Linked DNA regions of Homo sapiens: region 2 is linked to region 1. A link is a loop called in an ENCODE intact Hi-C map of the cell type or tissue named here. Cell type or tissue: endothelial cell of umbilical vein. All regions are shown on one strand. Each heading gives the region's core, and the rest is flanking DNA. Links, peaks and the distances in the headings are about the cores only.

Region 1 (16,000 bases), core at 3,529-11,528:
ACCTGAAGGAACAGCTATGGGAGGAAATCAGCTCTCTTTGATCATTTGCTGCAATAGGAACTTTTATGCTTTTTTTAAAAAAAACTCTTAATCCATAGATCTAAGCAAATAAAATGCAATTTTTCCATTAAAAATGTTTTAAAAGAATGAACAAACACTTGTAGACAGGGCCACTTTGATAAATCTTGTGCAATAAAAGTATATTTTTATCAATAAAGTGGAAAGTACACATATTTGCTCAAGATTCTCTGTCCGCCCCCACACCTCCAGGAGGTCGGTAAGAACTCTCTGAAGCTGTGGTGTCAGATCCTTTCTCATTTCCTGTTTGCTGTTTGGACAGGCCTGGCAGCTGTGGCGACTGAATCTAAGAAGAAAGGCTGATAATGCTCTGGCTGGTTTCATAATAGGACTTTTCAAGGCACTGTCCCATCCATTAACTCATTTGAAATGAAAGGTAGGGTTTTCTTTTTTCCCCCCATTAGGAAAGATACTTACATGTTTTATTCAAAATTCTTTTAAGCCACCACCAAAGAAGAGAAAGAAATTAACATAATAACTCTCCGGGTGGTTCCCTGTTTACAAAGTAAGTTTAACTTTTACTTTGTTTTCCTTCAGAGCCCTAAATTCAACTCCTACTTTATTCCATATTTCCATTTTCAGTCATCCTTGATGCCTGAAATGATTTAGTTGATGCCATATTGATTTCGTTCTTGTTTGCTTCCTCAAAATGTTTCTCATTTTTCTGTCCCCTTGGCTCATTTCTAAGTGTGTTTTCTAATGTCCATATCCTGCACAATTGCCAGCAGCACCATGACCTAGGGAGGACCCTCATTATGAACTGCATTCTACAGGAAAAAAGACGCACGTCCCCTTCAAATGATGTGGCTTGCCCCATGGAAAACAGAGTTGGTGTCTGAGTCAGGTTTGCTTCCCCAGAGCTCCAGGGCCATTGCTATTGTCCTCTTTCCTGCACGCTTCCTCATTTGCAAAACAATGTGAATTCTGTTCTTGCCCTTATAATTAAAGGAAAAATGAGGATGATCAAGAGTGGTTGCTTCAGGGACCTTCCACACTGCTAAGGCCACCTCTATTTTTCCAGACTCCAGGTATATTTTAAAATGAAGACATGTCAAAATAGGTTTCTGTTGTAGTTAAAATGTTTACACCTATTAGCAATTATATTTGTATGAGAGTTGAAGGCTCTTCCAACACTGTCAGTGTACTTCTGTGACAGTATGTATCTAAACTCATTTGGAAATAAACAATAATTGTCTAATTTTGGCCCTTAATTGAGGTCCTAGCTTAATGCCCTCTTTTCTCATAAAGGAATGCCCTTACATGAACATTAGGACTTTAGAGGACAGCAGTGGTGGCAACAGTGGAGTTGACTGCAGCTGGGGCAAAGGTAGCAGGTTAATACCAGCTAACACCTCCAGAGCATTTGCCATGTGCCAGGGACAATGCTAAGTATTTTATGTGTGCTAACACTATGCTTTCTTAGGCAGGTACTATTATTATCTGCTTTTTTTAACAGATGAAGAAACCGAGCCACACAGAGGTTAAATAACTTGCCCAAGGGTGCACAACTACTAGTAGTATTGAGTCTATACGCTTAAGTATTGTGCTATTCCATTTCTTACTGAATACAAAGCAAAAAAACATAAGGATCAGAGGAGGAGTGTGAGTGTCCTCATACTCACAGCAAAAGGAGGTCAGTGGGTGTGTGTGGTGGTGGGAGGGGACTTACAATATCAATAATGACACTAGGTGGGGGCTCAGTAGCTCATGCCATTTTGATTATCTACCAATGTGTGGGTGTCCCCAGGCTGAAGGAATTGGGTTAACAAGGTTTATATCTGCACTTACATTCTTTCCCCAAAAATGTGTCCAAAATTGAAAGTGCCATTTTTCAATGACACATAGAATCTGGGCAGTAGCACAGGACCCTGTGTTCAGAATGACCAGATGCTTAGACGAATGATCTGTTGCCGCCATCTTGAAAATCTCAATACTATTTGAACAAATCTCAATAATATTTGAACATTTTGCACTGGGCCCTGCAAATTATGTACCTGGTCCTGTGTGGAATTCTGGGCAATTTGTACACACTAGTAACTCCAATCTGCCGGGGGAAACAAGGTTCTATCTCCCTGTGATTCCTGTGGAACTGCAGTGCTATAAATCTGCAGTTGCCTGTTAGTGGATTTGCATTTTACTGCAATGTAATACTTTTCCTCACAGGGAAAAGCAGTCTACTCTCACTAATAGGGGTTTTAATGATGCTCTGCCAAGGTCCACGTGCATAGCCTCAAGCAAAAAGGCTCAGGACAGGCTCTGAATTCCACAGCAGGGTTAACTACAAGGGAGCTTCTTTGCAGTATGATAAAACGCGGTTAACCTCAGCTGGATTTGCAGCTAGCCCCAAGGAGCACTCCTCAGGAGCAACACAGGTCTATGTATAACATTTCAGCTCTGGTCCACCCAGAAACGTGCACTTCCCATCCCACGGTGTTTGCATAATTTAGGCATGCTATAGTTAAGATTTGCCAAAACTTGTAGAGAAAAATCAAACTGTCTCAGTACAAGGAAACCAAACTGCTAAATCCTCTATTTCCTCTCTCCACGCTCCAGCAGTTTGGCAGTAGAATAAATGATTGCTCACCAGTGGCAAGTTTCCATGGAGTCGGTAGCTCCTAATATCTTTTCTGAAGGGACGGGCAGTGAGCTGATTTTCTCCACCAGGGAAGTAATGATCCTAATGAGCAGAAACTAGGAGAGAAAAAAAGTCAAATTCTCAAAGAAGACAAAAAGGGAATTTCTCACCTCTATCCGTCAGAGGAGTCAGAGCTTTCCCATTCAAGGAGACCTGTCGGATTGCACTGAATTAATCATGATAGCTAACATCTTCTAGCATTTACTATGCCCTAGATACCCTTGTAAGGGCTTTACACATGTCAACTTAGTTAATCCTCACAAGAACCCAATGAGGTATTATTATTATCTCCATTTTAGACGTGAAGGACCCAAGGCACAGAGAGGGTAAGCAGTTAAGTCAGGAGAGCAGCTGCCTGGCTGTGAGAGCCACAGGTTTATCCAGGACAATAACAAGCAGTGATGAGTTCCCAGCGGAGCCTGGCTGGGTGTGCAGCTGCTAGACCTCGTACTGTTTGTCCTTACAATAAATCCCCATTAATGAGGGAAGCACGATTGGTCTCCCTTGCTCTTGCAACCTGAAAGAGCCTATAGAATACAGATGCCATTGTGAATGCTTTTGTAATTTGGAGATTCCTTTTTTTTTTTTTTTAATCAACGGAATAATCAGCCTCTTCATGTATCCATAGGGAATTCAGGAGAGGATTGAAGAAGCGGTTCCTGTTTTTGAGGCATTTGCAATCATTGCTGGAGAGACAGAACCAACAGATGGGGAACAATGGTCAGGGACTCCAGGCCTGATTTAAGCCAATGCCGCCCTGTGGTCTTTACCCACGAATGGTGTGGAAAATGAGAGCAGGGAAGAGGATTTACTCACTGGCTGTGGAGTTAGGTCAGAAGGGGGATGGAAAGAAGGAACCGGATGGCTTTGGGGACATTTCTTAATCTTTAGGCTTCACCTTCCTTAACTGAAAATAAAGCCATAAGTTACCTCCAGAACTCTTTCAGCCTTAACATTCAATGAATCTCGATCTTTTCTGTAAAGCTAGATTTTTATGTGTGGTATTTGCTAAAAGTTGGGGCGCACCCTTACTTGATCTGGCCCAGACTATAGATCACATGAAGATCACATTAAATCAGGTCGAAAGACTTTTCTGACTTCAAATTAGCGAATATGCATATGTGCTGAACTTTAGTCTTTTCCTTTTCTTGAACATTCAGTTTAATAATTGTCTCTGCCATTTTACACATTTATTTTTCTTGGCTATTTATATTTTCCTTTTGGGGAGGTCAAATATAAAAATAGGATATACATGGACTGTAGCAGTTGATAATAACTTGTGTGCTTTGATTTTTTAAAGAACCAAAATTTACCAAAAGGGATCTTGCTCACTTATCAATTTGTTTTTTTTATATCTCTGTTTTTGTACATATCTTTTAAGTTATTCCAGACCCTGACAACTGGACACCTGGTTATGATTGCAGAATGTGCAGTTTAAAATCCTATTTTAAAACTTAGTTTTTGTTTTTCTTTTTGAGACAGGGTCTCATTCTGTCATCCAGGCTGGAGTGCAGTGGTGCAATCACGGCTCACTGCAGCCTTAACCTCCTGGGCTCAAGCAATCCTTCTACCTCAGCCTCGTGAGTAGCTGAAACTACGGGCACATGCCACCATGCCAGGCTAATTTAAAAAAAAATTTTTTTTAGAGATGGGTGTCACCATGTTGTCTAGGCTGGTCATGAACTCTTGGGGCTCAAGCAGTCCTGCCTCAGCTTTCCAAAGTGCTGGAATTATGGCATGAGCCACCATGCCTCATCTAAAAATTAGTTTTTATATCATTATGCATACCATGTTTTCAACAGTAAAATGGTTTTACCCCAAATAGGCATGTAGTTAAGGTAAAAATTATCTGATGTTACTGATCATTGAGATTTAGAAACAGTAATTAAGGAGGAGGGATTCAGGAGATACTTTTGCAATATGATCCTTAGGATGAGGTGGCTTTCTATACCCTGGCAAATGTTCTGTAGAGCCTATAGACAAGCTGTTTTTTATGTATAGTGCCTAGACCAGCAACACTGGCATTTAACAAGAACTCAGATCTCACTCATACTCTGTCAGGTGTGACCCAGCAGTCTGTGTTGTAACAAGCCCACCAGAGGACTCTGAAGTACCGAAAAATTTGAGAAGTGCTGTCATAATCCAGGCTGTCAATAGAATAGGTAGGGTCATATACTATACACTCACTACACTATAGCCAATGACCATCTTTCCTTACATAGTCCCTCCCCACGCCCACCTGGATGTAGAATTTAGAAGTAAAATCACAACCTAGAATATTGGCAGTGGTCAGTGACTCCCCATTGCAGGTTGAATTTAATTAATTAATTATTTTTTGAGATGGAGACTGGCTTTGTCACCCAGGCTGGAGTGCAGTGGCTCAATCTTGGCTCACTGCAACCTCCACTTCCCAGGTTCAAGCAATTCTCCTGCCTCAGCCTCCCGAGTAGCTGGGACTACAGGTGCGTGCCACCACACCTGGCTAAGTTTTGTATTTTTAGTAGAGATGGGGTTTCACCATGTTGGCCAGGCTGGTCTCAAACTCCTGACCTCAGGTGATCCACCCACCTCAGCTTCCCAAAGTGCTGAGATTACAGGCATGAGCCACCGTGCCCGGCCTTGAATTTATTTAATAGCTAAATTGCTCTACTTGCATTCAAGGTCTTCTGTCTTTATAAAACCAAATCATGTATTCCAGTGTCATCTTCTATTTTTCCTGCTCATATTCTTTATCTTTTAGTAAAATTAGATGGCCATTCTCTCCCCCATCTCTAATCCTTGCCATGAGCTGGCAAGGTTGTGAAGAATCTTTACTTAGTTAAGATTTATGGGGTGCCTTCCTAAATGGCATCACAGTGTAAACAAAGAAATCAAATCACCTGAACTTTTCGGTCTCTATATATCAAGATCCCAAGATCCTATTTCAAATACCATTTCCTCTGTGAAATCTTTCTTGATTCCTCAAACCGAATGGTGTGATCTTTCCTTTTTATAATGCCAGCTCCCTGTGTTTCGTATTTCTGGCACAGTAGATTCTGGTCTGCCTTATTGTATAACCAGTATGGTCTAATTTCATTCGTCTATAAGTTCTTGAGATTGGGGCTGAATCCTACACATCTGTCGGTCCCTACTACACCTATCACAGTGTCAGACACCTAATAATAACTCAGTCAATAGTGTTCAAATTGTGGTATGCAGCGGCAAGGCTTCCAGCCCAGCCCAGAGTCATCGGATAGCTTTCAGCCAAGGCTGTTAGCTGTGTGAGGTAGGTGCGTATTGCATGCTTGTCCCAAAATATTCTCTTGCAGGTGACTGACATTCTTTTTTATATTTAAAAAAAAATTTATAGAAAGCTCACAGCCCATGTTTAAAATACAAAATTCACCTATGAGAAATCAAGAAATGGAAGGAAGATCTAGAGGACAAGCCTAGCTCTTTTACCCCCTGGAGCAATCAAGGGGCAGCTACAGACACTAGAAAAGACCAGGGCTGGGAAACGGGAACAATATCTTTGATTTCACAGTCTTGCCTGGGGCCTTGACTGACAGTAGCTGCTGCTTTAACCTCCATCTGTGGCTTCACGCCTTTTTAGAAAGGACTCAGGAAATCACACTCTGGTCTTATAGGGAATATTTTCAGCCTAGGAGAAAAATTGTGAGCATGAGAAGCAAGCTTGTCTTGCTTTCCCACACCCAAAGACAGAGACTCATAAGACAACGGTCTGTAAAGAATCTGGAGACACATGGTATGAAACATTTTTAGCTTATTATTTTGAATGTTCTTCTTAATACCATTGTAGCAAAAACAAACAATAAAGGGACAACCCACTCCTCCTCCAAACAATGTTTAATTTATGTATTTGTTAGATACATATTGAAATTTATTTTATGAAATCATAAACCAATAGCAAATTCTCAGTAGAGAAATTCATTGTAGGAAAATATGATCAGGAAAGATATGGTTTACGTGGATTAAAACAAAATTTTTAAAATCCATATTTGTGGTTTAACCTGGATCACGTTTTATCCGCATTGGCTTGGATTTTTTTTTTTTCCCCAGGATACTGCAGCTGTTCTTCCGGGTTCATTTATCGAGGAACACTGCCATCATGTGGCCTGACGTGTTAACACAGTCCCTAAAAGACAACTAGCAGCACGGTTTTAATTTTGATTCTCTCTCTAGAAAAACGTTTGTGGCTTTAAAATGTGCTTCGTTATTTGAAGCTGTGTTTGTTAATACCTTTCTGAAATGGCATCCTTAAAATATTTGCCAAAGGGTCAACTCTACGTCACCTTTTGAATTTCTCAAGTATATAGTTATCACATCAAAAAATATATAAAATAATAATTGAACATTGCTCATTTTATAAATTTGTCAAGTTTTCACAAATTTATCTACTGTAAAAAGAGTGGAATGCTTTGCTTATATACACTAGTGTGGCTGCTTATTTTTTCTTTACACTATCAGTTTAGGGAGAGGAGATGCAAAACTATAGAAAACTACAGAAAGGCAGCGTTGTGTAGTTCAAAAACTAAAGTATGAAGCTTGACATTAGGTTGGAGACTTCGCTTTGCGACTAATTAATTATGCAATTTTGTGCAAACATGTAAGTGAGATGGCCTCAGTACTTTTTTTCTTAAATGAGAAGATTTGATACCCTTAACAAGAACCTTTTTTTTTTTTTTTGCTATAATTCTGTGATTCTACAAGCAAAATTAAGTTCTTTTAAAAAGCAAGAGTGTTGTTTCTCTTTAGGTATACTATTTTTCTATGGTTTTCTGAAAATATGTGCCCCCTTTCTCTCCACTCCTCTTTCCCATTCCTAACTGCAGCTTTGTCTGCAAATTTGTTGTGCAATTTTTTTTTTCCTGCAATATCCCATAGTTTTGGTGTTGTGTTGAGGATTGCTCCTTCATGAATTAGATACTTCCATAGTATAAAATAAAACTGATGAATCTTTGCAATTGGTAAACAACTTATTGGCTTCTGACAACTGTGGGTGTAAAAAGAACGTTACAGAGGACAGTCCAATTTCTTTACCCCTTAAAAGGGAAGGATAATTTTTTTTTCTTACTGCACCTCTGCATCATAAATTTGTCAAAAGTAAAAAGAGGATGCAAATGCTGCCTGGAGTACAATTGTGAGGTAAATGTTCTGAAGAGACAAAATTATGGTAAATTATTCCCTCGAGTTGATGTTGTGAAGTGTGTAACTGGGTGAGGGATGGAAATACAAGCTGGTGTTGATGTTTAAACTGTGCTGGACGGCGTGTAAATGCAGGTCAGTTGCTAGGAGACCTGGAACACAGAGCTAATGCCCCCTCTGTGGGGCAGGGATGTTTGATCTGAAAAAACCTTGTCTTTCACAGTCAAAGATGACGTGAAATGAATAGTCTGTCAAAATTCAGGTGGGCCAGTGCTTGGTTACTGCTTATGTCAATCCAGCCATTCTGACATCCACCACCTGTAAAGAGAGTCGCTGAAACGGAACAATCTAGCATCGTGCCAGCGACCAAGATTCTCCGGAAACACTCAGGGTAATTAGCTACGAATTCTTTAAATACTCTTACATGAAAGGCAGCTGGTTTGTTCGCTGATATGGGATCCAAGAAGTGGGCAGTAGCGGCTAAATAATTACTTCAGCATTCCAAAGAGAGGGATGCCAGGCCACAAATAGAGTTCCAAGCGAAGATGTGCTTGCGTAGGACTTTGGACCCTCCCGTTTACAAAGCAATCATTTCTGCCATTTGTGAGGATTGTTGAACAGATTTTATGTTAAACACACATGCTCCCAGTATGTAATTACAATTGAGAATGAATACGCCGAACTTTAGCGCTGAAGCATCTTAGCAGTTCTTCCAGCGCCCCCAACTGCTTGAAGACAGAACCTGAATCAGTCTGTGGACAAGGGCAGCCCATAACATGGCTGCCACAGGGAAGACTTTCAAAAAATCTCAGCAAGGTCTTCTGCCCTTGCAAAATGGTATTAATCTTTGCCAATGTCCAGGACACTGTGTTCCATAAGGGAGAAAAAAGCCCTAAAGGCTGAGGAGTGTGTCTAGTAGGTCTCATTTTACTTACAGGAAAAGAAGTCACTGAGAGGTATTTTGAATTATTTGAAACACACAGCTTATGACCACCAGAGCTGGGAATACGATCCAGGTGTCTCAGTCTGACGGTCTTTCACCATAACACCACTTAGTATTTCTCAGGAAAAATTGTGATGTTCTATTAGTCCACTGATATGAACAACAGTAATAATATGTAACTCTCCTATAATGCTTCACAATATGCAAAGTACGTTTATATACGTTGTTTCATGTGATTTTTACAACCCTGGTAATTATTCTTATGAAATAGTATGCTTAGTCCACAGAATTGATCTGTATTGTTATAAAAGTATAGTTTTAATTGTACTAGCTTGCTGGCTCTTTATTATAATATTGTGGCCATGCCCCCAAATCAAGATGGCCTCTGGGAATAGATCATTGAAATCCTAATGTGGTTTGAAAATTTTTTGTGTGTTTGCCCCACTTTTTTGTGTTAAATATTGAATATCCACTGATAAAATATGCACTTTATTGCTTGTCTACAGAAGAAACAAAACTATCATCAATTATAAGCCATTTTGGAGAACCTACTATGTATCAGGCCTAGAACACAGCAGATATGAGGATGCTGTTGTGGGTTTAGCTTTGAGAGAATTGGACTTGGGTTCAAGAAGTAGAAGAAAGGAAATAAATGCATATTCATCAGTTATACTCCTAAGCTTCATTGAGCTTCAAAAATATCTGAAAAGAGGTGCAGGCATCTGAATAGGATGGCTTCCTGGTGTCCCTTCCTGTTTCTTGTCTCAGGGTCTTAGAATCTGCTGCTCCCATGGCCTAGAAATCTCTTTCCCTAAATATCAGCATAGCTTATTCCCGCAATTCAAGTTTTTGTTCAAGGCAAGTGAATACTTCTCTGACCATTTATTTGAATTTGCAGTGCTTTCCAGGGCCATAACACCTTCCCAGGACCAACCTGGAAGTGGAGGAGACTTTTCTTACTTGTTGGTCCACAGGAGCACACCTTGTTCTGATCTATACAAGGGTGGCTTATGGTGTGGCTGCAATCCTAGACCTTACCCAGTTTACTTTTCTTGGTAGCACATATTACCATGTGACAAACTATATATCTTACTGTCTGTTTTTTTGTCTGTTCCCTTGTAGCCCCTCCACTGGTATAAAAGCTCCATAAAGGTAAAGATTTTAACATGCTTTCTTTGTGTATCTGCAGTACTTATAAAAAGTACAGGTGGTAGCTAAGATGGACCCCATTGATTCTCACTTCCTGGTTTTCACACCTTTAACAAAATCCTCTCTCACTCTGAATCAGTGCTAGTCAGTGTGACCATAGGATATGATAGAAACAGTGGTATATGACTTCCTAGGTTAGGTCACAAAAGATGTTGCAGCTTCCAACTGGCTCTCTTGGATCTTTCATTCTGGGAGAAATCAGTTACCATGTTGTGAGGATACTCAAGCAGCCAATGGAGAGAACTACATGGACACAAACCACATAACCAGCATCAACTTGTTAGCTAAGTGACTGAGCCACTTTTAAAGGGGATTGTCTAACCCCCGACCTTTGTGTCTTTAGTTTGAGGCCACAGACATCATAGAGCAGAGACAAGCCTTTCCCACTGTGTCCTGATCCACAGAAACCATGAGAGATAATAAATGATGACTGTTGCTTTAAGCCAATACATTTTGAGGTTATTTGCTATGCAGCAAAAGATAACTAATACAGTGTCTGGCTCATAGTAAGTTCCCAAAAAATATTTATTGAATGAAGGGCTAAATGTGAGCTGATTTCTTACTAGATTACTCAGTGATCAAATAGAATATCTAATTAACCTGAAAAAAACCATATAAAAATCCATTTGAGCAATAGGAACATTGGTTGGGAGTGTCAAGATCTAGGCTTGAGTGTTATATCTGCTGCTTATTTGCTATCTGACCTTGTATAATTCATTTATAGTCTTTGATTCTTAGTTTACCTGATCTGTAAACTAGAAATAATGATAACAATTAAAATTTTACCACAAATAATACCTCCTGCCTGGAAGAGCCTTGTTGACATTGAGAACTTCTGGATCAGACCTCTGCTGAAACCCAAACACTACAACTGGAATTTTCCATTATAGGAACCAATAAATCTTTACTGGTTCAGTTCCAGTTGCTGGTGTTACTTACAAACAAAGGCATCTTTATGCTAAGCATTAACACTAACCTATAAAAGAATAGCAAAAAAAGGAAAAAAAAACAACAAGATGACGTGTAATAAGTAAGATGCTACATATTACAGAAGTATAACAGATGAGAAGAAAGGGATGTCAGACCACTTAATCATCCATTTCTGTAATAGCAAGGACATCTAATTCAGCTGCTGAGAAAGTCAGGAGGCCCAAGGGGTTCTGTTGCCACAGAAATTCTAGTTTCCAATTCTAGCTGGCTTCAAATTTCTTCCCTATGGTTGCATTTGATAAGTGATTGTGGCTTAGTAGCATCAAATTCATGTTTAAATGCCATGATAAACCAAGGAGCCATTTGTGTTCCAGAGAAGATATTCCAAGTAGACAGATTATGTTGTACACAGACAAGCATCTGGGACTTTGTGCCTGCTGTCTCAGCCATGGGTCCCCAGAGAGTACACCAGGGTCTTACGGGCCACTTGCCACATCATTGCCTTGTCAGAAAGGTCTTCATACTATTTCAAGAGCAAAGGACACTGTTCTGGACATGTAATGAAACAGTAATAAAAAGCTCATCTTATAGAATGGAGAGTTTTCATTTTTAAGAGCTGAGGAGACAGGAATTTCTGACAGGCCTGACTAGACAGTGTGAAACATGACCACTGTGTAATTTGACCTCCTGAGGTGAGTTGAAGCGGTGGCTTGGATAGTGGAGGCAGGTCTCACACCTGCTATTAGCATTGGTGGCATTGCTTCCTATGTTAGAAGGACTTTGATGGGCAATTTAATTAAGCTGCTATTTGCTTTGTAGGTGCAAATAATCTGTAAGTTTTATCCTTTGCTGCTCAGGTAAAATAATCAATTGATTTTTAGCAGAATTATATAGATAACATTTTCAACTTGATACATTTTTTAAATGAAAATTTGCTTTGTTTGTTTTCTTGGATTATTCCACGAAGTTTAGATACAGTATTTATTTATATAGCTATGGGACAAGACTGAAATAGCTTCTGTGGGAAAAATTATAGCCATCTCTTTAGGCTAAAATTTTAAATTTGCATCCAGATATTAAAGCAATGCTTTAAAATTTCATTCTGAAGTCATGTTCCCTGTGGCCTTTGACCTTGAGGGCCAAGTTTTGAAGTTTGCCAACCTGAGGAAAGGACTGAAGGACAATCTGTCCATTGATCAGCTTTAAGTCTCAATGCAGACACTTACAAAGACAGCCGTTGTGAGACTCAAGGATTAGGAAATGAGGATATTTCTAAATCACCTTATCTCCTTATTTAGCATTTCAAGGACCACGCCTGAAGGACTCACGTCATAGGGTTTCTTTCACAAGGCAAAGATGATAACCATTCCACCTCTGGAGGGAGATCAATAGGCTTGCTGACGTAGGGAGAAAAAGAAAAGCTAGAGAGGCAGTAAATTGTCCAACTGGACCCTTGTAGCTAGGAAGGCTAGAAGTCTTGATGGATTATGAGAGGATATATAGCCTGATCCAGGGGTCAGATGGCATGTACTCAGCCCTCCTCACACACTTCTTCCGGGGTTGAACTTTGATGGGATGGGGGGTGGTTTAGAAACAACCAGATATGCCTGAGGAAGTTCGAGGACACTGAGGTTAGCGGCTCAGCATTAGAGAGAATGTAGACCCCTTGGGAACTCCATTCCTTAGCTTAGGTTCATGTCTATTCTGGCCCTAAGAAGATGGCACAATAGAAGATGACTTGTTCTTCATCGTCCTTGTCAGCCGACGGGCTGCAGCGTTTGAGAACATCAAAACTGGAGTCAAATGATCAGAATCACACACTCTAGTAGCCAGATAGGACCAAGTAAGTGACGACCCATTCTGCCACGGAGATATCAGGGAGGGTCCAGAGGACAATGAGTCCATCTGAGGACCCCCTTTTCTTTCAGTCACCATGAGGTCTCGTAAGCTGCACTCTTACTGCTGACTGCTATTCACTTGATACACGTGGTCTGGCCATACTGGTAATTTATGACAAAAGTCTCTTCTAGTTAATACCAGTTGTTAAATATTAGCATTGTGAATATTGTTCCTCCATGTATCCCATATTCCCTGAAGCTCTCTTAGAGGGAAAGCCTGAACTCTCAAACACAGAGAATTTTATTCAAAGAGACTGATCATTTACCTAAAGAGACTGCTAAATATTTGGATCAGATTAACACATCAGGTTGGACAAAATTAAATTGTCCTTCTTTTTGCCACTGAGTTAGGTGGGGAGACCCATAATGGGGGATCAGATCAAATGATTAGATATAAACAAACTATATTATTTTTGTATGAAATTTAGTATATTTGCAGCTTTGTGACAAATTCTAGTGTATGGGAAATGGAGGCGATCTAGGGATTCCCATCGCCACTTAAATCTGTTAGTGAGCTAAGTTACACACGGGCAGGGATTTCTGTGTTTGTTCACTGCTGTATCTGCAGTGCCCAGAATAAGTGTCTGACAAATGGTAGATACTCGATGGGTATTTGTGGAAAGAATCATAACAATAGCATAAAACAGACTTGCAAAGTGCTCCCTAAAAATGCCAATACAATTTCAACAAAAGCAGTGTGTCACAGAGAGTCAGTTGGGAGCCAATCCCTTGGTTGAGGAAGTATTTCCATATATGGCTCTTTTTGTTGTTGCTATTTTTCAAAAATTATATAATTTAAAATCTTCAAAAATTGTAAAATGTTTAACATTAAAAAGTAAAAAAAAAAAAAAAAAATTGTCAGGCATAGTGGCTCATGGCTGTAATCCCAGCGCTTTGGATGGCTGAGGCAGGAGGTTCGCTTAAACTTAGGAGTCGGAGATCAGCCGGGGGAACATGGCAAAACCCTGTCTCTTCAAAAAAACACACAAAATTTAGCCAGATGTGCTGGTTGCATGCCTATAGTCCTAACTACTCCAGAGGCTGAGGTGGGAGGATGGCTTGAGCCTGAGAGGCAAAGGTTGCAGTGAGCCCAGATCACACCACTGTGCTCCAGTCTGGTGACAGAGTGAGATCCTGTCTCAAAAAAAAATAACAAACAAAACTAATCTATAGTATTAGAAGTTAAGATTTATTGTTATCTCTTTGAGGCAGGTGTTTTGATTAGAAGAGGACATAAAGGGGGCTTCAGGTAAACTTGAACTAGTCTATGGTTTAACCTCAATGTTGATTACATGAGTTTGTTCACTAAAAATTTGACAAGCTGTATACCTGTAACTTGCCAATTTCTTGCATTTATATTACACATCAATAAAATAAGTTTAAAATTATGTTGTGATTTGCATCATTTACATGCTTAAGTAAATTCTAAGAATCAAATAGTATCATTGTAAGTTTTTAAAAATTCATGTTTTTAATTATTCTGCAGAAAGTTTGCACCAGTTTTGACTTCCACAAACGACATATAAAAATGCAATTTATTTGCATTCTCTTTAGAACTTGCTATTATAATTTTCCTAATTTTTAATGATTTTATGTAAGAAAAATTAAGTGTATACTTTTCTCTCCAACTTTTTATTTGAAAAATTTCAAACTTACAGAAAAGCTGAAAGAATAATGTAATGGATACCAATATATCCCTTACTAGATTCACCAAGTCTTTAAGTTTTTGCCACACTTGCTATCTCTCTGTTTCTATTTACACACACATATATATATGTGTGTATATATGTATATATGTGTATATATGTATATATGTGTGTGTATATATGTGTATATATGTATATATGTATATATATGTGTATATATGTATATATATGTATATACACATACACACACATCTATTTATCTGTCTGCATTTCTGAGCTATTTTTAAAGAAGTTTTAGACATCATGACAATTTATCCCTTAATGTATCACTTAAGAGTAAGAATTTTTTTTACATAACCACATTTATCATTACACTTCTATATTGTCAAGTAATATCTAGTCCACATTTATAGTTCCACAATACTGTCTTTTCTAGCTGATTAAAAAACAGGATTCAATAAAGTTCATTCACATGTTGCATTTAAATGTTTTATCTCTTCAGTTTCTTTTTTACCTAAAAGAGTCCCTGCCCCGGACCGTCTCCCCACCTCCTCCCTTCCCAGCTTTTCATATTAAAATTTTTCAAGTCTAGGTCACTTGAAAACCTCCTGTTTGTCTTCAGATATGTATGACAATGGTTGATTTTACAAGCTCATATTGCAAAATTATTACAGGTTTTTAGAAGCAAATGTATCCACAACTGTAACAGATTTTCATTTTTGGATATTGGCTTGTCAGAGCAAGACGCTGGATCTCCAGCCAGGCACCAGATGTTTTTATTGAGGGGAAAAAAAGAGCATTAAGAGCTTTTAAATCTTATATTATTACTTTGATCATATAAGAAATAATTGTGACATTTCATGCCTGGAAATGTATCACGGGGGCTTTCGTTCATATTGACACTATATATTACTGAATGGATCAGTTAATATATAACCAGTTTAAAGGACCTGAAAATGTAGTGACAGCCAAGAAGGATATTTTGAAGTTTGAAATGATCCCTATATAAATAGAACGGATCAGCATAACTTTGGGATAAAATTAGCCGACAGTTTGTGGACTCTCCAGCATGCGCCTGTTTGCTCGGTGCTGTTCTCTCGATAAATCACAACAAAGCTTCCAGAGGGAGAGGAAGGATGGACGGCACCACTGCCCCTGTCACTAAATCTGGAGCTGCCAAGTTAGTTAAGAGAAATTTCCTTGAGGCGCTAAAGTCCAATGACTTCGGAAAATTGAAGGCTATTTTGATCCAAAGGCAAATAGATGTGGACACTGTTTTTGAAGTCGAAGATGAGAATATGGTTTTGGCATCTTATAAACAAGGTAAAAACATATAGGTGTTATTGTAGAACTGTTAGAAAATGATTTAAAAAAATGCACAGTGTCAGTTATCCACTCTAAACAGTAGTTTTTATTGTTTCTTTAAGTATTCATTTAAAAAATATTTCTAAATTGATATTTTCTTTCTTTTTAAACTAAAACACATTGTGGGCTGATATATATGTATAAGTCGTGT
Region 2 (16,000 bases), core at 4,303-12,302, 81 kb before region 1:
GAGAAATACCTAATGTAAATGACAAGTTAATAGGTATAGGAAACCAGCATGGCACATGTATACCTATGTAACAAACCTGCACGTTGTGCACATGTACCCTAGAACTTAAAAGTATAATAAAAAAAAATCTAAACTGACAATAGAAAATTTAGGTCAACAAGGAAAAAACTTTTCTAGACCATTTTGTTTTATCCTTGATTTTGATGGAAAAATAAAGAAATAAAATATTGCCCACACAGACTAGCACCAGTTCCAGCAGTGACACCAGCAGCAGTTTAAGGTCCAAATGAGAGCCTCACTCTATTCTACTGTGTGTACTTATGAATTTATAAATTCAGGCCACGGTTATTATAAGTACCCCTTTTTTGGCCAAAAATATTTAAATTCAAAATCCATGTTCTTTGGTGGTATTTTATTGCCCCAAATGGAATATTAGACATCCAATTCCAGCAATCAGAATTCACATTGAAAATGTGGTAAATATACTTTTTCAAAATCATATCCCCATTTCAAAATGCAATTGATTTAACAAATATTAATATATGAAAAATTTCAACATCTCATAAATACACATTTTTTTGTTTGTTTACCGAAATGCTGTCCCTGGTGTAACTTCTTGATTATTCCTGTGAAGACAGTACTGGGAATTAAAATGCAGTCTGTTCTCTATTTCTCTTTGAAAGACTTGTTAAGAATGGCAGGGAACCCAAGATGGAACGTGTTTAGAGTTTTAAATCGAGTAACGTGGTTAATATTCGATCCACAAACATTTGCAGAGCTCCAAATAAAGGCAGACATGGTGAGAGGAATACCAGTTAGTGGGAAGATGACTACCAGAAGCGGAAGCCCAGTCAAATAGGGCAATGATGAGAATGGATAGCAATAGGACAGAACTGGAGACTAGCCTAGGAATCGAGTGGAAATCAATACACATTTATCAAGACCCTACTGAGTATGCCACTACCCCCAGGGAGTTGCCCACCATGAGGCAGTCAAAGCTGGGCATTCCTGTGGTGTTCTAATTAGCCCTCCAAAATTCTGTTTTGGCTTTTTTAGTTGACTGGTTTACCCGGAGGTGGGATGAGAGCATAGGGATCCATCTGGCAGCTCCAGAGGACAACATTAATGCACTGTCTATACAGCTATTGATGTGAGCATGAGAGCAGCATGGAAAATACTCACACTGGAGATAAAAGCCAGCCCACTAGGAAGTATATCAATATCTTCAGAGCCACTTTCTGCAAAAGAAGGGTAGAATCAGAAAAATGCATATATGAAGGCTTAAAAAATACGTCTCACAGTCCAAACTACAAATATCTTTTGGAAACTTCTTTTGGAAATTGTTGACTTGTTCAACCATTTACTTGGGAAACCATATTAACTTTGGAGAATCTCACAGGCATGCTACTCTATAGTAAAGCTTGAGTCAGACTCCTCAAATACTAAATCCTTTTTTAGAACCCCATTTTCAGGAGAAAAAGGCAAATACCTAGAAAATAAACTCATATCCTAGATTTACTCTTTAAGTAACAATTTCCAGGGCATATCCTGAGAGATTCAGCTTTATCCCCCATAGAAGGCTGCTCTATAGACTCAGTGATAAAATCTGGAAAGTCATAATCGTGAAGGTCTTTTATTACAGGCCTCTCTGCCAAGCATTCCTTCTCTTCCAACGTAAAGCCTAAAACGCTACATTATACAATCATATTGGGAAATTATTGAGTAATAAACTAATGAGTATAAATGAATATGAAAGATTACTGAATATTAATATGAAAGTTTAGTTAGATCTTTTTTCTCAGTAAGAGCTAGTTTTCAGCATTTTTTTCTATGGAAAGAGACATATAATAAGTAAGTTTTGACTGAGAACAAGTTGAAAAAGGAGCTGTCACCTACACTACGCCTGCACGACAGGCCCCATGCATCTCAGCAACAATGGCACCTGTGGGAGCAAAAGCCCCCAGGATACCTTCCTCTGAGACTTTCCCACACACTTATTAGCCTATGCACAACTATCATTAAAATCCCACTGCTAAGTCTAAAATCAGTCTTATGAATAGGTGCCTACTGCTTCTTAGCCTGTCAACCCTACTGCTACTTGGCATAACTTCATTTCTTTACTCTTTTCTTCATTTCTCCAGTCATCCCCTACAGGCACTCTGATAAAGGATCACATCAAAGCATTACTATCAGTTAATTTTATTATCGTCACTTCACATCTTGGAGAGAAGTTTCTGATAGCCAGCTAAGAAAACACATGGAACCTATTATGGAGTAGAAGCATATATTGGAGACATGGGAAGCTATAGAATGGAAAGGAGTGGAAGAGAAGATACGTAGGTATTAAATACAGAGGCCACCTACTCGATAATCCTGCCTAGTGAAAGTCCTACTGAAGTATTCATATTTCAAGTGCAGCTTTGATTAGATGTCAAGGGCAGCCAGATAACGTCCTGGTTAAAACAATCCTTGACCCTCAAAAGCCTTGGATAAAAAGATGAACGTAATACAAAAAGATCTATGAGATATGATTTCCAGAGAAAGATATATTTCACCTTTCAACTTTTCTTCCCAGAAAAAAATGCTGGAGAAGGAAAACAAAATAAGAGTTTCTTCTACCAATAAAATAAACCTCAAAAGTCTGGGTCTTGAAAACACAAATAAGAATTTTTCTCCAGCTCTGTTACAGCCTACTATACCCTACCTAAAATCCTTCAGCAGCTTTTCAGGGCTTTGTAAAGCCTCTACTCCTCAACCAGTTGTGATTTGTGAGTATTATCTTATCCATTATCTTAATTTAAATATCTAGACTGCCTTGTTTTGATTAACCTGTATCTAGTAATATTTCAGCTGTTTGCATCTCAGATTTTCTGTTTTCCACTGTTGCAATACTTTCCTGAAGCTTCCAAAATAAAAAATGTGTTGTCAGTAGATCAGAAAGTTAGTGTTACACAACAGAGAGTAAAAAGGCATAGAAGGAAACGATCTTGGCTCATAAGCTAAGCCCATCACCCCCTAGTTCCGGACCATTGGGCAAGCAACTTAATTCTTCTGTATGTCAATTTCCTAATCTGCAAAGCATAGATAGCAGCATCCACTTTACAAATTGGTTATGAGGATGATGTAGATGTTTGTAAAGGACTCAACAGGCTGCTCATAGTCACCAGGCCTTTGATAAAGCAGCTTTTTCAAAACATATATATCAGTATTGTCCTACTGACACATGACCCATCATCATTCTAACTTGTTTAGTTCACCAAACATATGCCAATAGACATGAGAAGTAACATGGCATTTCTTTCTTCTGCTCCCAGCCTGCTTCCAACTATTTAAGCCATTTTCTTCAAAATATTTGGCAAATCAGAACATTGACCTAAGACTCACAATATTAACTGTAATTTTACCTTCTCAAATCTAGTTGAGTGATACAATTCGAGTCAGACTAGACCCTACCAATCATCTAGTCTAATTATACCTCTTGATTATTTGCAGGCTTATATATTTTGACAGTTATTTGTATAGTGAATATGAATACTACTACACCACAAAACAGTAAACAAATGAGTAAATGTCACATTTCCTTATTTTTAAAATCAAATTAAATCACTCTGATATCCTATTCCACTAAGTTGATGGAAAATCCAATCTGAGTCATTACTGGGTTTGTCTGTTAGGGTTATGAAATCATTTTAAGTGGTGGGTTCTAAACCTAAGCAGAATGTTTTGGAAAGGCCATCTGGCATTCATTCTACACTACGTATCATCGAATTATTCATTGCCAAAGTTACTGGTCCCTTTAATTTAGACAATTCTGCTACTTCCATGTAATGCATTGACACAAGGTCTTTACCTTAGCTGGAACACAGGGTCCAGCGTCCCTAAAGATACCTTGCAACCATTCCTTCTGAGGTCCTGCTCCTCTCCCAGAATGCTGTCAGCCAGTGGGGTAAGGATCCCCATTATTCAAAGATATCCACATATTCATATCCCTTCTCCAACAGAATCCCTTGAAGGGGCTCAGGTTTTTAAAAACAATTCAGGAAAGGCGTTTTCTTTGGTTTCTTCTGCTTTCCAGCTGCTAGCACAAACCACCTCTAAGACTAGGGAGTGCAAGGTTCAGATTACTTTATTTTTTAGAAATTGAGAGGCAAGAAAAGGCAGAAAACTCAAATCAAAAGGGTACTTTTTCTGTATTTTTAAATATAGCAATAAAATAGAAAATCATATCCCAAAATAAGCTATCTCATCACATTCTAATAAATAAGTCACAGTTCTTGGCCCTAGGGAGTTTACAATCTGATAGTGAAAGAGAGAACACTGCTAGCTATAATACAAGGCATGTGGCAGGTGTCATAAGTGAATCGGAGCTTCAGAGTGCTGTGAGAGTTCAGAGGAAGGAGATGAATTTTGCAGCTGATTTTAGTAAGCAGAGACAGAGGAATCAGTAAGTTTGGAGGGAATTTCATAAGCAAAGGTGAGAAGGTGAAAGAACATATTCCCAGAACAGGGAACACAATCTAGCCTGATTTTATTTTATTTTTCTGTTAGCAATGTCAGGAAGAATTGGAGCTGTGGAGCCCAAATAAGCAGGTGTGGCATTAACTAGTAGGTGAGATTAGCCCATGTCTCACGTAGAAGCATGAGGGACAAGCGGGGAACAATGGTTCCTGGATTTTGAACTGAATCTTTTGAGAATGGGGGTACCATACATAGGAAAAGTCTAGAAGCAGAGCTGGTTGTGGGTGGGAGGATGAGGGAGAAAACGACAGAAATGTAAAATAGATTTCAGCTTAGGGAGAGTTTGAGCTGGAGCTGCCCTTTAACTGACTAAAAAAGAAGGGCTGCAGTTTGAAAGGTTAGGGACTGGGCCATGGATTTTTTATGAATTTTTTTAAAAGAAGGTAGGTAGGCTGTGAGGTTCCTTCGTTTATTATTTTTTTTAAGACAAAGTCTCGCTCTGTCGCCAGGCTGGAGTACAGTGGCGCGATCTCAGCTCACTGCAACCTCCGATGACTCCCTGGTTCAAGTGATTCTCCTGCCTCAGCCTTCCGAGTAGCTGGGATTACAGGCACACGCCGCCAACATGCCCGGCTAATTGTTATATTTTTAGTAGAGATGGGGTTTCACCATGTTGGCCAGGATGGTCTCGATCTCCTGACCTCATGATCCGCCCCCCTCGGCCTCCCAAGTGCTGGGATTACAGGTGTGAGCCACTGCGCCCAGCCTGCTGTGAGGTTCTTGAGGGGAGGGGCTGAGTCATATTATTTGAAAAAAAATAACACTTGAAGCCAGGAATGACAATAAGGAAAGGGAGGGAGGAAGGAAAGAAGAAAGAAGCAAAAAAAGGAAAGGTAACAGAGGACAAGGAGGAGAGTGAAATACCACAGATGGGAAAGGAGAAGCATTCAGTGAGGGGAAAACCAGGGAGTGGTCAATGACATTCTTTAGGTAATGTGGAGAGATGTCAGTAAGGAAATGTGCTGAGAAAAACCCACAAAGAATGTCATTTAGTACACCCCTGAAGACCTTGCATGGGGCAGAGTGGACGGGGCAGATGTCCCACTGGGAGGGCTTAAGTAGTGACAGGTAATTAAATGAGCTGGTAGGGCTCAGTCAGGTGGATGACGACCAAGAAGCTGTGCTGGCTCCTCTTGGTACTGTCACATACATACCAAGTTCCTCAATAAGGTGGCAGTTTTCAGGTTCTACTGGCTCCACTTCTCGAGAGGCATTCACCCTTTCTCTGTAGAAGATAAAACCCAACCCTGGAAGTCAAGGCACAGCATTCAAAATGTATGTTTAAATGTGGACTTCAATCATCTTCGTGTTGGTTAACTATCTTTATCATAATTTATGAATGACATAACAAGTAAGTAGGTACTTCCTTTCATGTTTATTTACATAATGTAGACATTATGTGGGTATTTTACCTATATCAGCTAACCTTACCCAGTTATTGCTGAAAAACTGTATAATATGATTCAACATGGAAAATTCTGCTGCCCAAATAAAAGACACTATTTAATAGTATGAGTAATTGAACAATATTATTAATTTAAATGCACGAAATAGCCCTAATTTTCTAAAGTATCGTCTGTTATAAATCTGCACTTAATCCCCTACAGTCTTGCCCTTTGAACTTTTCCTTCCAAACTGCTTTCCCAAAATTCAACAGGGTCTCCTAATAGTCAAACTCTATCACTTTTGCTTTAATTTTTAAATTTTATGCTGACTTACTCCGCAAGTATGTAAATTCATTAAACCAACCACAATTTAAACAATTGGCCGATTTATTTTTCAACACAATTTTCTTGTTTCCAGAGTGAAAAGGAATGTTTCCACATTCTTCTAATATCAGGGATAATTTAAAATTTTTATTAAAGTATATTCAGAAAGACTCAATACTTATCTTACAGTCATTTATTTAAAAAAATACCCTTAGATCTACTTTATTATTATTACTATTATTTTATGATTCTCCATGTGGTTGCACTGGGAGCAAATGTAACAATAAAACTCTCAAACTGGAAGTATTACTAATAGGCACCAGGCACCTCAACAGATTCTAGACGTGATCCTCTAAGAAGACCAGCTTCAACTAAGAGAAATACATAAACACTCAAAGACAACTGAAAGCAAGCAGAGGCTTTCGATCCACTCATGAATGTGTATTATCACTTAAAGGTTCTTCTTTCTAGCCCAGTATTGACTTTTCCTGAGACATTTCTAGGCTGGCTATCACCATTGTATCTTCCACTTCAAAAGGTCAAATGCCTACAAAATGCCAGTTACCGCCTGCAGGTTTCAGCTGGTTTGCCCTGCTGTCTGGCCAGCTCTTTAAATCTAGGATAGGTTCCATAACCCAGTACTTCTGCATGGTTAGCCAGACCTGGGCAATGTCTCAGTCAGCCGTAAACATCCAACTGGTAGCCTGATCCTCTCTCCCAAGTCCGGCGTTTCCAATGGACGTCCTTTTTTCCCAAGCAGAATGTTGAGGGCGAGCTGGGAAAGGGGTCATCACGTTCAGAAAGTAAAAGGGGGTCATGACCTTCAGAAAGCAAAGTGGGGGATCATAACCTTCAAAAAATAAATGGGACTAATTCGGCTCGGCAGTCTTTGGAAACGCAAGTAGCTCACTTTCCCCATAAGCGAGTCTCAAGGGGCGGTTTGCTGGGTGAGATGGAGGAGTGAGGTTCCAAAGCTGCTCTTTCCTACCCGCTAGGAAGGGGGCGCCAGGCAGCCCCTGACCTCACTTGGAAGAGGAGAGAAAGAGAGTCGAAGACGCCCTGTCAAGATGCCACTCACCTAAACGCCAGGAACATCTCCCCGACTAAGGACAGGCCGACCCCCAGCAGGACCAGCGCCACGAGCTTCCCCATGGTCTCGGGGTGCCCAGCGGCGACTGCGCGGCGCCGAGAGCTCTCGGGGGCGCGGCGGGCGGTTCCTGCCTCGCGTACGGATTGGGGCCCGCTCGGCCCCGCCCGCACACGCCTCCTACTTACCTGAGCGGCCCGGGTGCCGCAGCAGGGCGCTGACGAGTCCCGCCGAGCCCCGCCGCCCGGGTTCAAGGCCGCCTTCACGCCCACGATTCCTTGTTTTTTGGGCAGAGGTCAAGGCTCAACGGAGAGGGAGCCCGGGACCGAGTTGTGGTGGGAGTTTGCTCCTAACACCCGCGAAATCCTACCTCAATTCCTCAGATGGCCTGAGGGAGAAACCGGAGGGCCCGGGAATGGCGGGGAGCTCCAGTTCAGAGCCGGAACTCCGGACTTCTGCAAGGCCAGACGTGAGGCGACACTGAATTGCTCCCGAGACGCGGGAAGGGCGAAGGCAATCGAAGCGAAGAGCTTTAACTCATCTTCTCCAGGATTTGGGGCACGGGAACCTGTCTCCTGACCTTCGTGCCTTACCTCGGAGTGTGCTGCCCAGACGGACTTGTGAATAGCTGCGTCTGTCCCCATAGTTAACGGGAGAAGGAAACACCAGGAGAAAAGAAGGAAAAGACAGGAAACGGGAAGAGGAGCAGAGGCGAGGAAGGGGAAGGTCATTTCCTTGGCAGGGTAGGCCCTCTTTCTTCTAGGTCTTGAGTTCCTGCCAGGCAAGAAATGCTCTTTCCCCTCTCCTGATGAACACCAGGTTGGAGGGGGAGGAACTGAAGATGCGGGAAGACTTGGGGAGTTCGGGCAAAGTAGCACATTCAAGCATGATCTATTTTTATTTACGGACAGAAAGAAATATTAGTTCTGTTAGGTTCCACCGAGTAAACTATTTGTTGAGAGAGCAAGATTTGCCAATCCTGGGGGTATTAAGGAAAGAAAAGGTGGTCCCTGACCTATGGGATACATGATTCTAGTATGAATACGTAATTACAGGATGAATAATGAAGCCCACCGCTTATGCAGTACTGACTGTGTGCTTTGCCTGTGCTGACACCTATGTTAACGCATTTAATTATCAACACAATCTCTGGAGTGTGGGTAGCCTTACCCCAATTTTACAGGTGAGACCTGCAGCACAGATTGCTTATGTGGCTTGCTGTAGGTCAGGCAGCTGTCAAGCAGCAGACTCCAAAATCTGGGCCCTTAACTGAGCTGCCTCTACCATGCTGCCTCTAGAAAATCTATGGAAGAAGGGTTGTATTAAAAGGACAGTGTAACGTCTTGAATTGTATAGATTAGAGTTCTTGTTAAGATGACTAATGTTAAAAGAGTGCAAGCAGAGGAGGAATCGAAGTCAGGAGGGCTCACAGAGCTGAGGGGCCTGGGGTGTGATGTAGACATGCATGCAGGGTTTGGGAGTCAGGCTGCCTGGGTTTGGATCCAGCCTAGATAAAGTACTCAGCTTTATTGAGCTACAGATTCCTCTTCTGTAAAAGAACGTCCACCTCATAGGTAGCTTAAAATTAAATGTGATAATGAGTGTCAAGTGCTCTGCACTGTGCTTGATACGTTTTATGAAGTCAGTAAAGATTAACCACTAATTAATTCTGAACTTTGCTTGAGATTGTAGGCTCCTGTGGGAAGGACTCCATCGCATTGATCACTGGGTTTTCCCGTGCCATCCATAGAACTTTGTGCTTAATAATGACTCAATAAATATGATTAGATGGATGGATGTAAAATATGGACTTGGGAGAAAGAAAAATTAGAAGAATAAAAAATAAATGGAATGAATAATGAAATAATAATAGTCATATTATTATTTCACTCAGCGTTTGCATGCCTTGTCACATTACTTCTTATTAACCTTACCTACAAAGAAGTAAAGTGAATTGCTTGCTGCAAGTTTGATGGGACTAAAAAGAAGGAAAGTGAGGCTTTGAGGCTTAGAGAGGTAAAGTAATAATTCACTTAAGGTTACATAACTAAGTGTCAGTGCCTCCATCTGGACTCAGATCAGGTGACTCTAGAGCTCATGTTCCTTATCACTGTGTTTGCAGCATAGCATGAAGAAGGGGGTAAAGAAAGAAGCGTATTCTTGGGCAATTGATTGAAGTTCTGTGTTAGCTATAATTTGTTTAAAAATTCTTCACTTTAGGCAGAGGAGTCTCTGTGTGTGTGTGTGCATGTGTGTGTGTGTGTGTGTGTGTGTGTGTATACATTAACTTTAAACCCTAGAAGTGGTTAGTTTTTATTCGAATACCATAATCAGTAATTCAAATCCCCAGCATGGTAAATTAGCATTAAAGAATTCCAAACTTTGGAGGCCACTGTATCGAGTGTCACCATCTAAATCTGCTCTTGGCAATAGGCCAAATTGACTTGGTCAAGAGGCCACAGGTACATCAGTATTGTAAAAGGGGTTTGTTGACTTTGAAAGAGCAGGACAGATAAATTCAAAAGGCCTAAATTCAAGATCCAATTCCATTTGTAGTTGGCCCTTTAATCTTTTGAAATCACTTATCACCACCTCTGGACCCTTCTTTCCTTATATGTATAGTGGGGCTTTCAAAGAGCTAATGTAGACCAAATTCAATGCTATACGTTTAAACAGTAAGTAACACAATACTATATATAGATCTAGGGAGTCCCACACCATTGATAATCAAAATGCCATTAAGGGGGATGCAGAATATACATGTGGTATAATTCTAAGGTATAAAATTAGGGGAATTACATATTATCCACATATGTGTGTGTGTGTGTGTGTGTGTGTGTATATATATATATATATATAAACAATCTAGACATAAACTGAAGAGTAGTTACTTTGAGAGCAGAAGATTGGGGTCGTGGAGAGTGGGGAGGTCAGTGAGTATGGAAGGAGACTTTGCTTTTACTGTACGACCCTCTGTAATGTTTAAAATTTTCAAACTTTATATCTTGATCATGTTTACAATCGCTACATTTTTAATTTAAAAAGATTGTTTCTATCAGTGAATCTTGCCAAGAAAAAGAGGTGGCGATAGAGAAAAAGAGCAACAAATCAAAAGAGATTATGATTATATTGCAATAAAGCTGTTTTTTAAAAAGAGGATATGGATTTTAGAACATTAGGAAACATTGTCCTAAGCCATAGAAACCACTGTTTAAAACCTGGGTACGACTACATGGCATTAATGAGTCTAGTGCTGCTCAGAAGAGAGAAATGCTAGAGGACCAGATATTTGTATTATTTTAAGAAATGACTTCTATTATTTAGAAAATTTATTATTTTAAATTTATACTTATTTAAGTATTAAATATTTAGGTATATCTGAATTTAAATAAAATTCTCAATTTCATTCTGAAGATGCACTTAATAATGAAGTCAGGTAGTGAAAGTCTGATACCTTGTTTGGTGACTTCCTGCAACTCACCATGGGGAAGGTTCCCCCACTCAGGACTTCAGGTGCAACCTGTGGTGTGCTAGGAATCATCTGCGCTGAGTGTATTTAGCAGGATGAGCACCAGGGTTCCAGCAGGCTCACATTTCACTATGTAAGCACCAAGTGAATGGGGGGATCCTTGAGGGGCCACACTTTGCCAGGAAGGTTCTTTCCAGATTTATCTTCCACTTTAACTGTCTTCAGGGGATTTTTCATCAATATCTGGTAGCCCCTCAGCGACTCTAGTTTGGAACACATCTCAAGGTAGATTCAACATATTACATGAACTTGTCAGATTGTATGACAAGGAGAAGGAGTTAATTAAGTGGAGAAAGGGTGGTGAGGTTCACAGAAAGAGGTCGGGGTATCCGCAAGTAGGGGAATTGGAACAGAAATAGTCCAGTATGGATACAGCAGTGGTTCTCAAACTTCAGCAGGCCTAAGAATCACCTGGAGGGCTCCTTAAAAGAGAGATTGCTGAGTCCTAGACCCAGAGTTTGAGATTTGTTAGATTTGGGGTGGGGCTTGAGAATTTGCATCTCTAACAAGTTTGCAGGTGATGCTGATGCTGCTGGCCCAGGGACCATGCTTTGAGAATCACTGAGCTTAAAGATTTGGGAAGAAGATGGTGAGAATTGAATCTGGAGAGGAAGGCAGATTGTAGGCCAAGTTAAGAAACCTGAATTATATTCTAAGGGGCATTGGGAAGCCACTGGAAGTAACATGTTTTGGCAGGTGTTTTAGAAACATTGCTACACAATGATGAGAGTGGATTATGGAGCAGGTGGAGCACTTACCCTTCCTGGAGGCTAGGAGATAGTTAGATGCCTTTCTGGGTGAGATATGTGAGGGTGATTGGAGAAGGTGAGGAGATTGTTTCTCAAAGTTCTTAGAATTGTATGGATTTGAGAAATGTTTAGGTGGAGGGACTGGCAATTGTTTGGATATGAGCAAAGGGGTGGTGAGGGAGAGGGAGAAATGAAAGGTGTCTAGGCTTGGAGAATCTGCTAAAGAGGGCTGTATTTATGGATATGGGGACCAAGAAACAGAAGCAATATGAATAGAAAAACAGGGAATTCATTTTTAAACAATTTTTAGAGAAATGGTCTCACTCTGCTGGCCAGGCTTGAGTGCAGTGGTGTGATCATGGCTCACTGCAGCCTCTACTTCCCAGGCTCATGTGATCCTCCCACCTCAGCCTCTCATGTACCTGGGACTACAGCAGGTGCCACCATATATCTTATATATAAAGCTGTAGTAATTTTTTTTAAAGTTTTTTTTTTTTTAACATAGAGATGGGGGTCTTGCTATGTAGCCCGGACTGGTCATGAACTCCTGGGCTGAAGTGATCCTCCTGCCTCAGCCTCCCAAAATGCTGGGATTACAAGTGTCAGCCACTGTTCCCAGCCTCAGAGAGTCCATTTAAAGCTGTGGTTTCCATTTTATATTGTAGGAGAAATCTGGAGAGTTTTCTTCAAAGTGGAGTGACAAAAGTCATGTTTATCCTAATCATCATTTTCAGGCCTTGAATCAATTCATGTAATAAATGTATTTTTTATATTAGCCCTTTCTTAAGAAAGGTCTGAGTAATGTCTTCTGCACTCAATACTGCCTATGATGGGACAACCAGGTTCCATTTTAAAAGTTTGAAAATATCTGTACTGCTTTCTCTTCTAATGGAAAACATCATTTCCTGATGTTTTCAATCCCTGTCAAGAATTGCATAATGGATGATTTAGTTATGAACTGGAAAAATAATTCCCTCCTTTACACATGAAGAACTAGAAATTCATAGAAAAAGGCCAGCATCCTTGAAGGAAAAAAAAAGTTCACAGAAAAATAAATACAGATCTCCTTAAATATCTCAAAGTGTACTTAAACTCATAAAAAGAGAATGAAAATTAAAACACAGTAGAAGAAAAGTGCTGAAAAGCAGGGGCAGAAAGCTAAAAGAGAATGCTACTGGGATTCTCCCACCCAGCTCCTTCTCTCACACCCAGAAATCCTTCCCTGGAAAACAGTGTGAGTAATGAAAACTACAAGTAGCCACAGAAAGGTAGAAGTGGCTGGTGTGGCGGTGGGTTACTTTTAAGCTGTTACTTTTTCATTGCTTTGCTGAGTAGAGTAGATATTCACTAGCCTAGGTTGGCTGTGACTCCAAGATAGGACTCAAACTGAGCAAATCAAAGTCCAGAGAAAAGAATCAGCTTTATATGAGTTGCAATTAAGGATTAATCCATATGCAACATGAAAAAAATACTGTATTATAGCTTATATTTAATCTTTCTTACTCCTTGTATTAAGTATTCATGTTCACATTTGTTATAAAAGAGCTGAGGTTTTGTAAAAGTAAAAAAACAATTATTGTCACTAAACGGAATCTTGGAGTAAAAAGAATTAACACATACACACCTGTAAGACCTATATTCACCTCATGGTGTCATATCCCAATTACAGTTTCAGTTGTTTTCAATTGTTCAGCTCAGTATAAGATCAGAGAGAAGACACCATAAATAAGTGCACAATATACTGAGTTTGATAGAATTCCTCATGGTCCAGAGAAGCCAAAAATCAGAGATTATTCATTTTTTTTATTTCTAAGATAAATAATATATGTGCTTTTTTTTTTTTTTTTTTTTTTTTTGCTGTTGTTGTTGTTGTTGTTTGAGACAGAGTTTTGCTCTTGTTGCCCATGCTGGAGTGCAGTGGTGTTACCTTGGCTCACCGCAACCTACCTCTGCCTTCCGGGTTCAAAGGATTCTCCTACCTCAGCCTCCCGAGTAGCTGGGATTACAGGCATGCACCACCACGCCCGGCTAATTTTTGTATTTTTAGTAGAGACGGGGTTTCTCCATGTTGGTCAAGCTGGTCTCAAACTCCCGACCTCAGGTGATCCGCCCACCTCAACCTCCCAAAGTGCTGGGATTACAGGAGTGAGCCACCGTGGCTGGCCATACATGTGCTTATTAACTTACATATACTTTTGTCCAAATAAATTTTTTTAAAATACTTGCATGCTTTATTCAAAATACACTGTGAGTACATGTCTATGCTAATATTCTGTAGTATCATTTGAAGTGGCTATATTATCTTATAGAGGTGCCCTGATTTTGTTTTTAAAAATAAATATCCTCTGCAGAACACACTGTCAAGAGAATGAGAAGACAAGCAACAGACTGGGAGAAAATATTTGCAAGAGACATACCTAACAAAAGATTGTTATTCCAAATATTCAAAGCACTCTTAAAACTTAATAAGAAAACAAAACAACAACAAAAGGAAGATTTTTAAAATGGGCCAATGGTATAAACAGGCACCTTATCAGAGAAGACATACAGATAGCAAACAAGCATAATGTTCAACATTTTATGTCATCAGGTAATTGGAAATCAAAATGAGATACCACTTCATAATAGTATAATCCAAAATACTGACACCACCAAATGCTGGCCAGGATGTGGAGTAATAGGAGCTCTCATTCACTGCTTGGTGCAAATGCAAAGCAGTATAGCCACTTGGAATAATTTGGCAGTTTCCTTCAAAATTAAACATACTTCTACCATATGATCCAGCAAATTGTACTCCCCAGTGTTTTTTGAGGGGGTAGTGAAAGAGTACAGGTGTAGAGTTGTTACCTGGGTATACTGCATGATGCTGAGGTTTGGGATATGGATGGTCCTGTCACCCAAGTGATGAGCATAGTACCCAACAGTTAGTTTTTCAGCCCATAGCCTCATTCTCCCTTCTGTCTAGTGGTCCCCAGTGTCTGTTGTTCCCATTTTTGTCTATGTGTATTCAATGTTTAGCTCCCACTTATAAGTGAGGACATGCAATATTTGGTTTTCTGTTCCTGCATTAATTTGCTTAGGATGACCTCTAGCTGCATCCATGTTGCTGCAAAGGACATGGTTTTGTTCTAAAATTTGTAATAAATGCAATAGAAACCAAGTTTGTTTTATGCCTACTGTATTCCAGTACTTTTTATAAATGTAGCTTTTTAGATAGTCTGATATAATCTCATAAAATCTAAAACATCTAGTTCTTCATTTGGATCCCTAGGTCTGCAATATTTAATCTTGCTGTATTCATCTGTGACTTAGCATTTTCCCATGGACAATGTAAACAAAAAAGAAAATAATTATTTTAGCATGAAATAAATCCAATACAATATGTAGCAAACTACTTAAATATATAAATAACAACACAGGCCAAATGGATACAGGCCAAATTTAAGAATACTACTGAAATTTAAATTTAAAATCCATTAAATGATTCATCTAAAAGCAGAACTCAAACATATCTACAAAACATGAAGAAACTGTATACATCAGGAAAAACAGTAATAAAATACTAGTTCGTTCTATGGCAGTAGCATCATGTAGTGGTTAGCGGTACAGGCTCTGGCATCAGAAATAGACTGAATATCTGTGAAATGTTAACAGTGATATAATATCAATACTTACTCCAGGCTGCAATTAGGATTAAATAAGATAACGAATGTAATACTTTCATTGCATTGTTTGGCATATTGTAATTAACTGACAAATATTTTCATGATGATGATAGGGAAAAAGTATGAGAAGTGAAGTAAAGTGGTTTGATAAATTACAATGGAAAGAAACACATGAAAGTCTCTCTCTAGGGCTTATGATGATTTTATAGGAGGTACAGTGAGCAGAAAAACTCTCCCTCTGTGAGCTGGGCACGCGGCCCTGATCCTAGCATTGCTGCTGCTTAACCATGTGGTCACGGACGACTGACTTCATTCTCCTGGCTTTAGTTCACAGTTCTGTTCAATGAGGAGGTGGCAAGACCTTCCTGTCCCAACCCTTATTTCCTCTTTGTCTCTAAAGTGGACTCCCATTAAGGAAGAGAGCTGATGGAAACCTCCTTAGGAACTGGGAATTTGAGTTGCAATATTTCATTGATTTTTGTTGTTGTTGTTTCAAATTAAGAGTCCATTCACTTTCAGCTTTCCACAAGAGAAATTAATATGGCCATGCTTGCCTATCCAAACTCCATAAGGAAGCAGCTGCTTTCCCATTTCTCCTAGCCATATGCCTTCAGAATTAAACACAGACAAAACTGGGATTTTAGTTAGTCTTTAATATAACTCCAACTTTTTAATGGTAAACAAAGATGTAAGTACAAAACATCAAAATACGTTATCAGTAGTTCTAAACAGCCATAGTAGTC

The links. Hi-C counts contacts between places; a loop is a spot of excess contacts. Peaks named below come from ENCODE experiments on the same cell type or tissue, not always from the same donor. Only the 100,000 strongest peaks of a DNase experiment are listed, where the experiment ranks them.
Region 2: it touches region 1 in a loop (3-fold over the local background); 16 of 110 quality-filtered maps call a loop at or near these places.

What each region holds. Positions count from the first base shown.
Region 1 is chr7:95,470,352-95,486,351 of GRCh38, forward strand. LOC107986823 (a long non-coding RNA gene) reads left to right here and starts at 461. Exons shown (of 3, transcript XR_001745286.2): 1 at 461-583; 2 at 804-1,711; 3 at 3,342-3,651. ASB4 (ankyrin repeat and SOCS box containing 4) reads left to right here and starts at 15,592. Exons shown (of 5, transcript NM_016116.3): 1 at 15,592-15,807. The coding sequence starts at 15,621. RefSeq lists enhancers at 99-1,298, 207-256. In endothelial cell of umbilical vein, for the core only: CTCF peaks have their summits at 6,811 (motif pointing left) and 8,583 (motif pointing left); a DNase peak (open chromatin) is centred at 6,770.
Region 2 is chr7:95,388,972-95,404,971 of GRCh38, forward strand. It overlaps PON3 (paraoxonase 3), which reads right to left and starts at 7,404. Exons shown (of 9, transcript NM_000940.3): 1 at 7,306-7,404; 2 at 5,673-5,743; 3 at 1,183-1,238. The coding sequence starts at 7,379. LOC107986822 (a long non-coding RNA gene) reads left to right here and starts at 7,501. Exons shown (of 2, transcript XR_007060439.1): 1 at 7,501-8,057. PON2 (paraoxonase 2) reads right to left here. Exons shown (of 9, transcript NM_000305.3): 9 at 15,891-16,000. In endothelial cell of umbilical vein, for the core only: no CTCF peak of the experiment used is centred there; no DNase peak of the experiment used is centred there; H3K4me3 peaks cover 843 bases.